Regions from separate parts of the Homo sapiens genome. Here region 2 is linked to region 1. A link is a loop called in an ENCODE intact Hi-C map of the cell type or tissue named here. Cell type or tissue: PC-9. All regions are shown on one strand. Each heading gives the region's core, and the rest is flanking DNA. Links, peaks and the distances in the headings are about the cores only.

What was found. Hi-C counts contacts between places; a loop is a spot of excess contacts. Peaks named below come from ENCODE experiments on the same cell type or tissue, not always from the same donor. Only the 100,000 strongest peaks of a DNase experiment are listed, where the experiment ranks them.
Region 2: a loop joins it to region 1, with 14 times the contacts of the local background. A loop is called at or near these places in 1 of 110 quality-filtered maps.

Annotation. Positions count from the first base shown.
Region 1 is chr19:15,826,303-15,831,673 of GRCh38, reverse strand. It overlaps LOC124900418 (collagen alpha-1(I) chain-like), which reads right to left and starts at 2,727. Exons shown (of 3, transcript XM_047439793.1): 1 at 2,336-2,727; 2 at 318-419. It overlaps UCA1 (urothelial cancer associated 1), which reads right to left and starts at 2,727. Exons shown (of 3, transcript NR_015379.3): 1 at 2,336-2,727; 2 at 318-419. RefSeq lists an enhancer at 2,284-3,483. In PC-9, for the core only: no CTCF peak of the experiment used is centred there; DNase peaks (open chromatin) are centred at 2,113, 2,783 and 3,283; H3K4me3 peaks cover 4,305 bases; H3K27ac peaks cover 4,852 bases.
Region 2 is chr19:15,700,121-15,705,491 of GRCh38, reverse strand. No RefSeq gene overlaps it. Among named protein-coding and RNA genes, the nearest start is that of OR10H2, 25 kb to the left of the region's middle. In PC-9, for the core only: a CTCF peak has its summit at 2,541; DNase peaks (open chromatin) are centred at 2,701 and 3,251; H3K27me3 peaks cover 523 bases.

The sequences.
Region 1 (5,371 bases), core at 144-5,143:
AGGATGCGAAAGAGGCCTTGAATTGGGGAAAAGGACAGCAATGGGGTGTGGCTGTAGCCCAGCAATAGTCAGGGAAGCAGATAATGTGGTTAAAATATCTCAGCCTAATAAGGGAACTGGGCAGGTGGGGTTAACTAAAAAGGAGTGCATAAAAGAATGTTGTCCAAGTTGGCACCAGAGTTGGGGAGTTTTAAGGGGTTTAGAAGCTTGGCCGTCAATACCCACGGCAGTTACGGGGGCAAAGGAAACAGGCCCTTGAAAAGAAGGTAATGTGGGGTGGGTAGCCCCCGTATTGATTAAAAAGGGGATGGACTTACCCTCCACCGTAAGAGTTACCCGAAGCTCGGCATCTGTGATGGTCCAAGGGGCTTCTGAGGCGATCGGGCAGCATCAGTCTTCAGCCACTAAGCCGAGGAGATCTGGGAAGGAGTCAGCCAGAGAGCTTTGAGCCAGAGCTCCAGGGACCCTAGAAGGGGCTGTGATATTAGTTGGACAGTCCGATTTCCAGTGGGGTCCCGCACAGGTGGGACAGGCTTAGGAGGAATCCCGGGCTGCAGGCATTCCTTGGCCCAGTGGCCAGTTTTGCGGCACTTGAAGCAAGGTCCATGAGATGGTTTTAAAGGAGTGCCTAGAGGCTGTGGTTTGGTTGCTCTGAAGTTTTTGTGTGCTGAAGGCATGGCTGGGGTTTGTCTTACAGCAGAGGCAAGCAATTGCAGCTCTGAAAGACGTTGCTGCTTGGCTGCCTCTTCTCTATTGTTGAACACCTTGAAGGCGAGATTGATTAATTCCTGTTGTGGGGTTTGAGGGCCAGATTCCAATTTTTGAAGCTTTTTTTGTAATGTCAGGAGCTGACTGAGTGATAAAATGCATATTGAGAATAAGATGGCCTTCTGGCCCTTCAGGGTCTAGGGCTGTAAAGTTTCTAAGGGTAGCCACCAAACGGGCCATGAACTGGGCTGGATTTTCATCTTTACCTTGGGTGGCTTCTTAAAGCTTGTCATAATTAACAGCTTTGTATGCTGCCTTTTTCAGCCCTTCAGCTAGGCAAGAGACCATGTAATCTCGCCTAGCTATACCTGGGGAGCCTGTCTGGTATTCCCATCAAGGATCCTCTCAGGGAACTGCCCTGATGCCTTCTTGGAGGTCTGGCTCATGATGCCGGCGGGTGTTAGCGTGAGATTGGGCTAGGGTATAAACTCTTTCCTGCTCATCTGGGGAGAGGGTAGAGGTCAGGATGACATTTAGGTCACTGCAGGTTAAAGTGTAGGACTGAGTCAAATATTGGAATTCCTGTGTATATTTAGTGGGGTCTGATGAGAAAGAGCCCAGACGCTGACTGATTGGGAAAGGTCTGATAGAGAAAAAGGTATATGAACCTTTACTGTGCCCTCAGCTCCAGCCACCTCTCTATGAGGAAATTGTTGGGCAGGTGGGGGAGAGCTAGTCATGGAATGAAACTAAGCCTGACCAAGTTTGAGGAGGGGAGGTGATAGAAGAATTATAAGATGGGGGAGCGGAGGCTGAGGAAGAATTGGGACTTGATTCAGCCTGCCAAGGAGTGGCCTGGGGAGGGGGAGAGAGGTCAGAGGGGTCTGCAGAAAAGGGGGATTCAGGGGACTCTGAGGTTGGGGTAGAGACTGAAGGAACGGACGGGAGAGAAAGAAGAAAAATTTGGGATGAGTCACATTGGGAGCAGAGGCTTGGGAGGGAGCGAAGTGTAAAAAATGCCTGGACGCAAGGCACCTCAGACCATGTGCCCATTTTTTGACAAAAATGATCTAGGTCTTGTAGGATGGAGAAATCAAAAGTGCCGTTTTCTGGCCACTTGGAACCATTGTCAAGTTTATATTGCGGCCAAGCAGTATTGCAGAAGAAAATAAGACGTTTGAGTTTTATATCAGGTGTTAGTTTAAGAGAAGTTTTTAAGTACACAGGCTAAGGGGGAAGAGGGAGGAATGGAGGGCGGAAGATTGCCCAAAGTGAAGGAGGTAAGTTTAAAGAGAGAAGTAGAGACACGGAGAAGGGCGGGGGTGAGCAGCCAAAGCAGGCGTCCCCGCAAATGACTTGCCACCATGGGAATGTGGGTGAATGACCAAGGCAGGCATCCCCAAGGTGATCAGACACCAGTGGAATGTGGGTGAATAATTAGGCAGGCGTCCCCGCAGTGATTAGACACCAAGGGAAGACTGTCTTCCTGAGTCTGTGACCAGCGCCAGAGTTTTGGGTCCACGGATAAAATGTGTCTCCTTTGTCTCTACTAGAGAAGAAAAAGACTGGACAGGGAGATTGGAGGGTAGCGACAGAGGCTGGAGAAAAGAGTGAAGAGACCACTTACCCGATTTGAAATTGGTGAGATGTTCCTTGGGCTGGTCTGAGGACCCGAGGTCGCAGGTGGATCTCTTCACGGAATGAGGGCCAGGACAGGGGGCCGGTCTCACGAAGGAGTCCCCCTGGCCCAGATTTTGGCACCAAGTGTCAAGCATGTCCGTATAGAAGACCACCTAAACAGGCTTTGTGTGAGCAACAAGGCTGTTAATTCACTTGGGTGCAAGTGGGCTGAGTCTGAAAAGAGAGTCAGCGAAGGGAGATAGGAGAGGGGCAGCTTTATAGGGCTGGGGTAGGCTGTGGAAAGTTACAGTTAAAGGTGGTTATCTGTTGTCAGCAGAGGAGGGAGTCACAAGGTGCATGGTGGAGAGATGATGGGACTCATTGTCCAGAAGAATGTCACAGGGTCGATTGATCAGTTGGGGCAGGGCAGGAACACGTCATAATGGTGGAATGTCGTAAGGTGGGTTAATTAGTTAAGGCAGGAATTGGCTGTTTCACTTCCTTGTTTTTCAGCTGCTCCAGACTTCTTGGCTCCTGTAGGCCACCTGGACATATATGTGCAGGTCACAGGGGTTACAATGGCTGAGCTTCGGCTCAGAGGCCTGACAGTTCCCTTTTGGAAACGTTACAGGGTGATGTGACCTCAGCCCACCCTCTTATCTTTTCCTGGTCCTGGGTTTCAGAACTGCCTGGGGCTCATCTGAGATGCCCACAAGCTGCCGGGTCTCTTGGAGGGTCATGAATATCAGCTCCTGGGTCATTTCTTCCCAGAGGACAGCCTGAGATGTGCCTGTGGGGCCTCTCAGGGGAGCCGCCGGGTGCACCCCCTCCCCCTACCTCCCGGGAGGGAGGAGTCCCCTGGTATCTCCCTCCGTCATCTAAAAGGAAACCCCTTAGGACATTTAGCTTTTCTCACCCCAAGCCCAGTTTTCACTTCTTGGAAATACCTCTCTGGTCAGCCACTCAGATGCTGCTATTGAAGGGAAAAGACTGGAATGATCCCTGTCCTTTGAATCCTCTTAGCCTAGTGAAGGGAGAAAACTATGGCTAAGGACAGGAAAACCACCTTCACTGAGGTGACGCAAAAAGCTGAAACGCACACAATGCAGTGTCTTCTGGGAGGGTGGTCACTGAGTATATATGTGAGCAGCACAGGGTTTGGGGCATGTCTGAGGTTATATAGGATGACCTGATCTGACACTTGAGTCAGACTTGCCGGTATTCCAGTTTGCCCTACCCCTCCCTGGGTTTGTCACCTTGAAAATTTTTTTTTCACTTACTTACTTATAATAGAGTCAGGGTCTCACTACATTGCCTAGGCTGACCTCAAACTCCCGGGCTCAAGCGATCTTCCTGCCTCAAACTCCCAAAGTGCTGGGATTACAGGTGTGAGCCACTGCACCCAGCCTGAACCTCAGTTTTTAAAAAATTAAATATCAAATGGATTTTATTAGTAGAGTTTGATAGACAAGATAGAATATATCCAAGGAGGCAAGAAAGAGGTGTATTTCAGAAAAAAAAGAAAAAAGAAAAGAAATGTCTAGCCTTATATTTCATCCATTAATTTTTTTTTTTTTTGAGACAGAGTCTTGATCTGTTGCCCAGCCTGGAGTACAGTGGTGCCATCTCGGCTCACTGCAACCTCCGCCTCCCAGGTTCAAGTGATTCTCCTGCCTCAGCCTCCGGAGTAGCTGGGATTACAGGCACCTGCCACCACACCTGGCTAATTTTTGTATTTTTAGTAGAGATGGTGTTTCACCATGTTTGCCAGGCTGGTCTCGAACTTCTGACCTCAAATGATCCACCGGCTGGCCTCCCAAAGTGCTCGGATTACAGGCATGAGCCACCCATCATCCGATAAAGCTTTTAATTTACATTTTGTCTTACCCAGATGGCGTGTGATACATTTCTCATATTTGTTCTTTTCTTTTGGGTGATTTCAAATGGAATTCCAGGGCTTAGCCTTGAGAAGGCTACTGGGGCTGAGAATCTCAGCAAAGTAAGGAAAATCACTCTTCCATTATGGCTGCAGCGAAATGAATACATTTCCACAATAAAGTGTCATAGTTAAATTGGTAAATTACAAAGATTCATTAAAACATCCATTTTTCTCCTTTCCAGAGTGAGAACTTGTGACGGTGAATAACTCTTCTCTTTCCTGGTACCTGGACTTCAGAGATTAATACAAAACCCTGTGGGTCAGGACTTGGCAACACCAAGAAGCATTCAAATATAATGATTTATTCAACTGTGTATTGTCATGGAAATAATAATTAAATGGCACATCTTTGTTGTCTGAAAGGGATAGATACTTGTGCTTCTCTTGTTGAGCTATATAAAATACAAGCGCCTTACAATTTGTCTTCCCTGCCTATCTATATGGACACTGAGTTTGAGGGATTTTGTTGGTTTCTTCAAACGCTGAGTATTTTCTTTTAAAAGTAAGTGAATTATCTTGACTCGAGAGCCGAAACCCTCACACAGTGACTTCATGTTAAGGCGACTCTTGAAAAAGCATCTCAGCTGGGCGTGGTGGCTCACGCCTGTAATCCCAGCTCTTTGGGAGGCCAAGACGGGTAGATCACTTGAAGTCAGGAGTTCAAGACCAGCCTGAGTAACATGGCAAAACTCTGTCTCTACTAAAAATACAAAAATTAGCTGGGCGTGGTGGCAGAAACCTGTAATCCCAGCTACTCAGGAGGCTGAGGCAGGAGAATTGCTTGAATCCCAGGGCGGGCAGAGGTTGGAGTGACCTGAGATCACGACGTCACTGCCTCCAGCCTGGGCGATAGAGCAAGACTCAGTCTCAAAAAAAAAAAAAAAAAAAAAAAAAAGAAAGAAAAAGAAAAAACACCTCAAAGGTTAGGAATGATTCTTTCACAGGGAGGAGCAAACAAGATTAGAGAGAAGGTGATGGTGGTGGTGGTGGTGGTTGGCAGGGAGATGACAGAGACCAGAAGAAAGCTTTATCCTAAGGTCTGCCTCTTCTTCGGAGGGAAATAAAGAAGGCCTTGTATTTTGGCTAAGGGTGGGTTAAACATTT
Region 2 (5,371 bases), core at 124-5,123, 130 kb after region 1:
GCTCGTTGTGCATAAATGTAGTTTAGCAAAACAGGTTTTAGCTGGTGTAGGACTGGTCTATTAGGACAAATTCCCTTAGCATTTCTTGTCTGAAAAAGATGTTATTTCTCCTTCTGTTTTTACTTAGTTTTGTTGGATACAAAATTCCTGGCTGACAGTTTTTTCTGTACAAGGTAGCTAATGATAGGACCCTAATTCCTTCTGGCTCATAAAGTCTCTGCTGAGAAGTCTTGTTAGTCTGATAGGTTTTCCTTTATAGGTACCTGATGCTTTTCCTCACTGCTCTTAGCATTCTTCCTATGATGTTGTCTTTAGATATCCTAATGACTATGTGCCTTGGTCATGTCCTTTTTGCAAATAATTCCCCAGGAGTTCTTTGAGCCTATTATATTTAGATATCTAAATCTCTAACAAGACCAGGAAAGTTTTCCTCAGTTATTCCCTAAACTAAGTTTTCCAAACTTTCTGTTTATCTTCTTCCTCAGGAACATCAGTGATACTTATATTTGGCCATTATAGATAATCTTGTATTTCTTGGGTACACTTTCCATTTCTTTTCTTTTTTTAAAAAAAAGAAAGAAAAAAGTTAGTTCTTTTTTCTTTATTTTTGTCTAATTGGTTTAACTCAAAGCCTTGTCTTTGAGCTCTGAAATTCTTTCTTCGACTTGGTCAAGCCTACTTTCAAAACTTTCCCCTGCATTTTGTAAGTCTCTAAATGTGTCTTTCATTTCTAGAATTTCTGATTGATTTTTCTTTAAAATAGCTATTTCTTTAGAAAAGTTTTATTTATATCCTGAATTAATTTTTAAATTTATTTATGCTGGTTTTCAGTTCTCCCTTGTATCTCCTTGAGTAACTTAATAATTAATCTTTTGAATTCTTTATCTGGTATTTCAAAGATTTCTTCTTGGTTTGGATCTATTGCTGGAGAGCTAATGGTTGTTATAGAACCCTGTTTTGTCATATTGCCAGAATTATTTTTCTGATTTCCACTCACCTGGTTAGACTGCTTCTTCTAATTATTTTTGAACTTATTTTTGATTAATTGTGATGTTTCTTAGATCTTTTTTCCCTTTGAGGATGTGACTTTGATGTTTAGAGTTTATTGTAACCTATGGCTCTGGGTGCTTTCGTGGGTGCAGACTCTGTATGAGTTCCTTGGTTATACGGAGTCTTTGTATGGTGGCTTTCTCAGATGCTAGTTGTAGTAGCAATGTGCTCAGTGTGAGGGCAGGTTCACTGTTTCTGTTGGTGTTGGAAGGGCAGAGGTCTCTTGAAGCTTATCTCATTCCCCAGTAGTATGCATTTATTTATTTATTTATATCCCCCCAACCTTTTTTTTTTTTACCTGGATGAACAGTTCAGGCTTTAGGCCACTCAAGGGAGGTATCCATGAATAAAAACCAGCTGTGGTTAAAGCAGTTTGGTCAATGCAGTTCCCAGTGGGGGGCAAAGGTGCCATCCTTGACAGATGTGGTTGGGGGAGCTCTCAGGGAAACACATGGAGGTCTTTTCAAGGGGAAGGGAGGGAGCCTCCTCAGCTCCCCTGCCAGGACAGCAGGAAACCTACCCACCTCCCAGATACACTCCTGACCCAGTGATCTGACTAGTCAGATCAGATAGGCACCTCTTTTCATTTGCAGGAATGCTGATATTCCCTGTAGAGAGGGACTGGGGCTCTGCCACTCATGCAAGCCTGAACCTGGAGAGTGCTCCTCCTATAGAATGCAGTCACTCTGAACTATTCCAGAGAGAATGAATGTCTACATGTGTAGCCATGCCAAGCTGTCATGGGAGAAGCTGCAGCTGTGTCTGCAGTAGTGGACAAGGGGAAGAAAAAGTCCCCTTCTCTAAGACCCTTCATTGATCCCCAGAAGTGCCTGACTGTTGAAGTAGATCTGCAGACATTTCCGCCACTGAACCCAGCACTGCACCTATGCCTCTGCTGAAAGAAACTTCTTGCCAGGCACAGCGGCTCAAGCCTGTAATCCCAACACTTTGGGAGGCTGAGGCGAGTGGATCACGAGTTGAAAACTAGCCGGCCAAGATGGCAAATCCTCATCTCTACTAAAAATACAAGAAGTTAGCTGGGCACGGTGGCAGGCGCCTGTAACCCCAGCTACTCAGCAAGCTGAGGCAGGAGAATTGCCTGAACCCAGGTGCAGTGAGCCGAGATTGCGCCACTGCACTCCAGCCTGGGGGACAGAGCGAAAGTCTGTCTCAAAAAAAAAAAAAAAGAAAAAGAAAAGCAACTTCTCATATGCGGAAAGTGGGACTCAAGGTCTACCATCTGGAATCTTTTGTCCCATGGTGTGCTCCATTGATACGGTGCACTCCCCTTCCCCCTAGAAGTAGGAGTCTCAGAGAGCCAGACTACTATGAAGGCTGCGGCTCCTCTTGGTCTAGCCACCCAGTGGGGCTGCCACAATTTATGCTGGTGCTGGAGAATATCTGCAAGGGGCCAATCAAGTAACGGATCCTCAAAACCCCCAGCAGTGGTACCAGCCCCAGCTCTGATGGGGGAAGAAGGGGAGTGATGTAGATTCTGTGAGATTGCTCAGTTATAAGTAGCCTTAGTGTGTTGGCTTTCTCAAATGCCAGCTGTGGTACTAACAAACTGGTCATGTGGACAGACTCAGAACTTCCTGATTAACCAGATGGATGCAGGCAATAGTGATAGCTGAGGTCATGCACAAGTTTTCTCCTTCCTGCTGGCTGTTATTGTGCTTGCAAGCAGATACTATAATGGACTCTGTCAATTGGCCCACAGCCAGGAGGTGGCGCTTGCAAAATAACACCAGCTGTGGTGGTAGCAGTGGAATTTGTGTCTGTCTTATGTTACCCAGAGGAGGTACTCTCGCGTCTCAGGCAGTGGCGGGCCGGGCGGGGGGGCCATAGGGCTCCCAAAAATTTCTGCCCTACGTATTAATATATCAGGGCAGGTGGAGGGGCAAAGCCAAGTGAGAGCTCAATCAGGCAAGTCCGCACTCTGGCTCTCCACCTCTGGACAAAAGCAGTAGCCCCACTGGGGATCAGAGAGTGGTTCTCTGGTTGCAGGAATAATGTCCAGGGAGGAGCACAGCTGCCTCTGCTTCACAGAAGAGTCTGTATGGGGAATGGGGAGTAGCAGGTGGCAATAAGCCACACCCAGCTCCTACACTCTTGGCAAGACAGGTCTTGCACCCACAGTGTTCCACTAGCAGCAGCTAGCTAGGTTCCAGGCAGTCTGTGCTCAGAATTCAAATGTGCCCCAGGCCATACGCCTTCCCTGAGGAGCCAGTATCTGCAGCTTTCAGGCCACACCTCTCCAGGTTTGCCCATTAAGCAGGGACACAAAAGTCCAATGCTGAGCCAGTATCTGCAGCTTTCAGGCCACACCTCTCCAGGTTTGCCCATTAAGCAGGAACACCAAGCTCCTGTGCTGGTTGCTGCAGCTCACTTCCCACTTGCCTCTTGGTCTGACCACGGGGGAGTTATCCCTACTTGAGATTATATTGTGAATCTCAGTTGGGAGTTTCTCTCAACCTGTGACCACCACCTGTGTTAGCTGGCAGACGTCCATGAGGTCCCCTGTGAGGTAGGATCAGGAATGGCTTCCCTTTGTCCTGCTGGAGACTGGGAATGCCAGAGACTGGGAATGCCTGCCCTGATGCCACTTCTCATATACTCCCACCACTTACTAAGTCAGCTCCAGTACTCAGAAGGATTAAGACCCAGCCACCCAGTTGGCCTGCCACAAGGAAGGATTAAGACCTTCCCTGTGGCCTGGATTACCAGGTTCCCCGGTGGGACTGTATATCCTGGAGGCACTTTACCCTCTCTCACACTCTGGGGACTTACAGTTGTCCACCTGGCTCGTGGTGTAGGCTGCAGCCTGATGCTTCTTTCAAAGGGTGGTTTCTTTCAGTTTTCCTGTTAAGTTCCTGTGTCACTTCTTGGAAAAAACTTCACAGTGTGAATCTTTACACACTATGTTGTCTTCCAAGTGGGAGAAGCATGCTAACAATCCCTCCAATCCACCATCTCAGGAAAAAAATAAATAAACTGTCTTTTCTATAATCCCCATTTCAATGGGGGTGAGATGTTATCTCACTGTGGTTTTGATTCCCATTTCCCAGATGGTTAGTAATGTTGAGCAACTCTTCATATACCTATTGGTATGTCTTCTTTTGAGGAATGTCTATTCAGATCATTTGCCCATTTTTACTCGAATTATTTTTGGGTTTCCTTTGCTATTAGTTGTCTGAGTTCCTCATATGGTCTGATTACCAATCCTTTGTCAGACTGAAAACGTGCAAATTTTTCTTCTCATTCTGTAGGTTGTCTCTTCACTTTGTTGATTGATTTCTTTGCTCTGAAGAAGCTTTTTTGTTGGATTTAATCCCATTTCACCATTTTACCTTTGTTGCCTATGCTGTTGAGTTCTTATCAAAAAACTTCTTGCCCGTATCAGTTTCCTTAAGCATTTCCCCAATGTTTTCTTCGAGTAATTCATAGTTTCAGGTCTTGCATTTAAGTCTTTTATCCATTTTGGTTTGATTTTTGAATATGGTAAGAGATAAGCATCTGGTTTCATTTTCTGCATGTACACATTCAGTTCTTTCACCATCATTTATTGAAGAGATTGTCCTTTCCCCATTGAATATTCTTGGCAACTTTGTTGAAATTCAGCTGGGTGTAAATTCATGGATTTATTTCTGGGTTCTATGTTCTGTTCCATTGGTCTTTTTCCATTGGTCTCTCTTTATGCCAGTATCATACTGTTCTGATTACTATAGCTTTGTAGTATAATTTGAAGTCAGATAGTGTGATTCTTCCAGATTTCTTCTTTTCACTCAGGATTGCTTCAACTCTGTGTAGTGTTCTATGATATCATATAAATTTTAGAATCTGTTTTTTTCTATTTCTCTAGAGAATGTCACTGGTATTTTGGCAGAGATTGCATTAAATCTGTAGAATGTTCTTGGTAGCTGAGTCATTTTCACAATATTAGTTCCTCCAACTAATGTTGGAATAATGTTCCTTCCAACATGGAATGTCTTTCTATTTTTTTTTGTGACCTCTTCAGTTTCTTTTGTCAGTATTTTATAGTTTTCCTTGCAGAGCTCTTTCATCTGCTTAGTTATTTTTATTTTTAAGTCATGTATATACACTATACTATTTCTTAGTAATCTGTATTACTTAGAAATATTTTTTTTTGAGATGGAATTTCACTTTTCTAGCCCAGGCTGAAGTACAATGGTGCGATCTCGGCTCACTGAAATCTTCGCCTCCCGGGTTCAAGCGATTCTCCTGCCTCAGCCTCCTAAGCAGTTTAGATTACAGGCACACACCACCACGCCCAGCTAATTTTTGTATTTTTAGTAGAGAC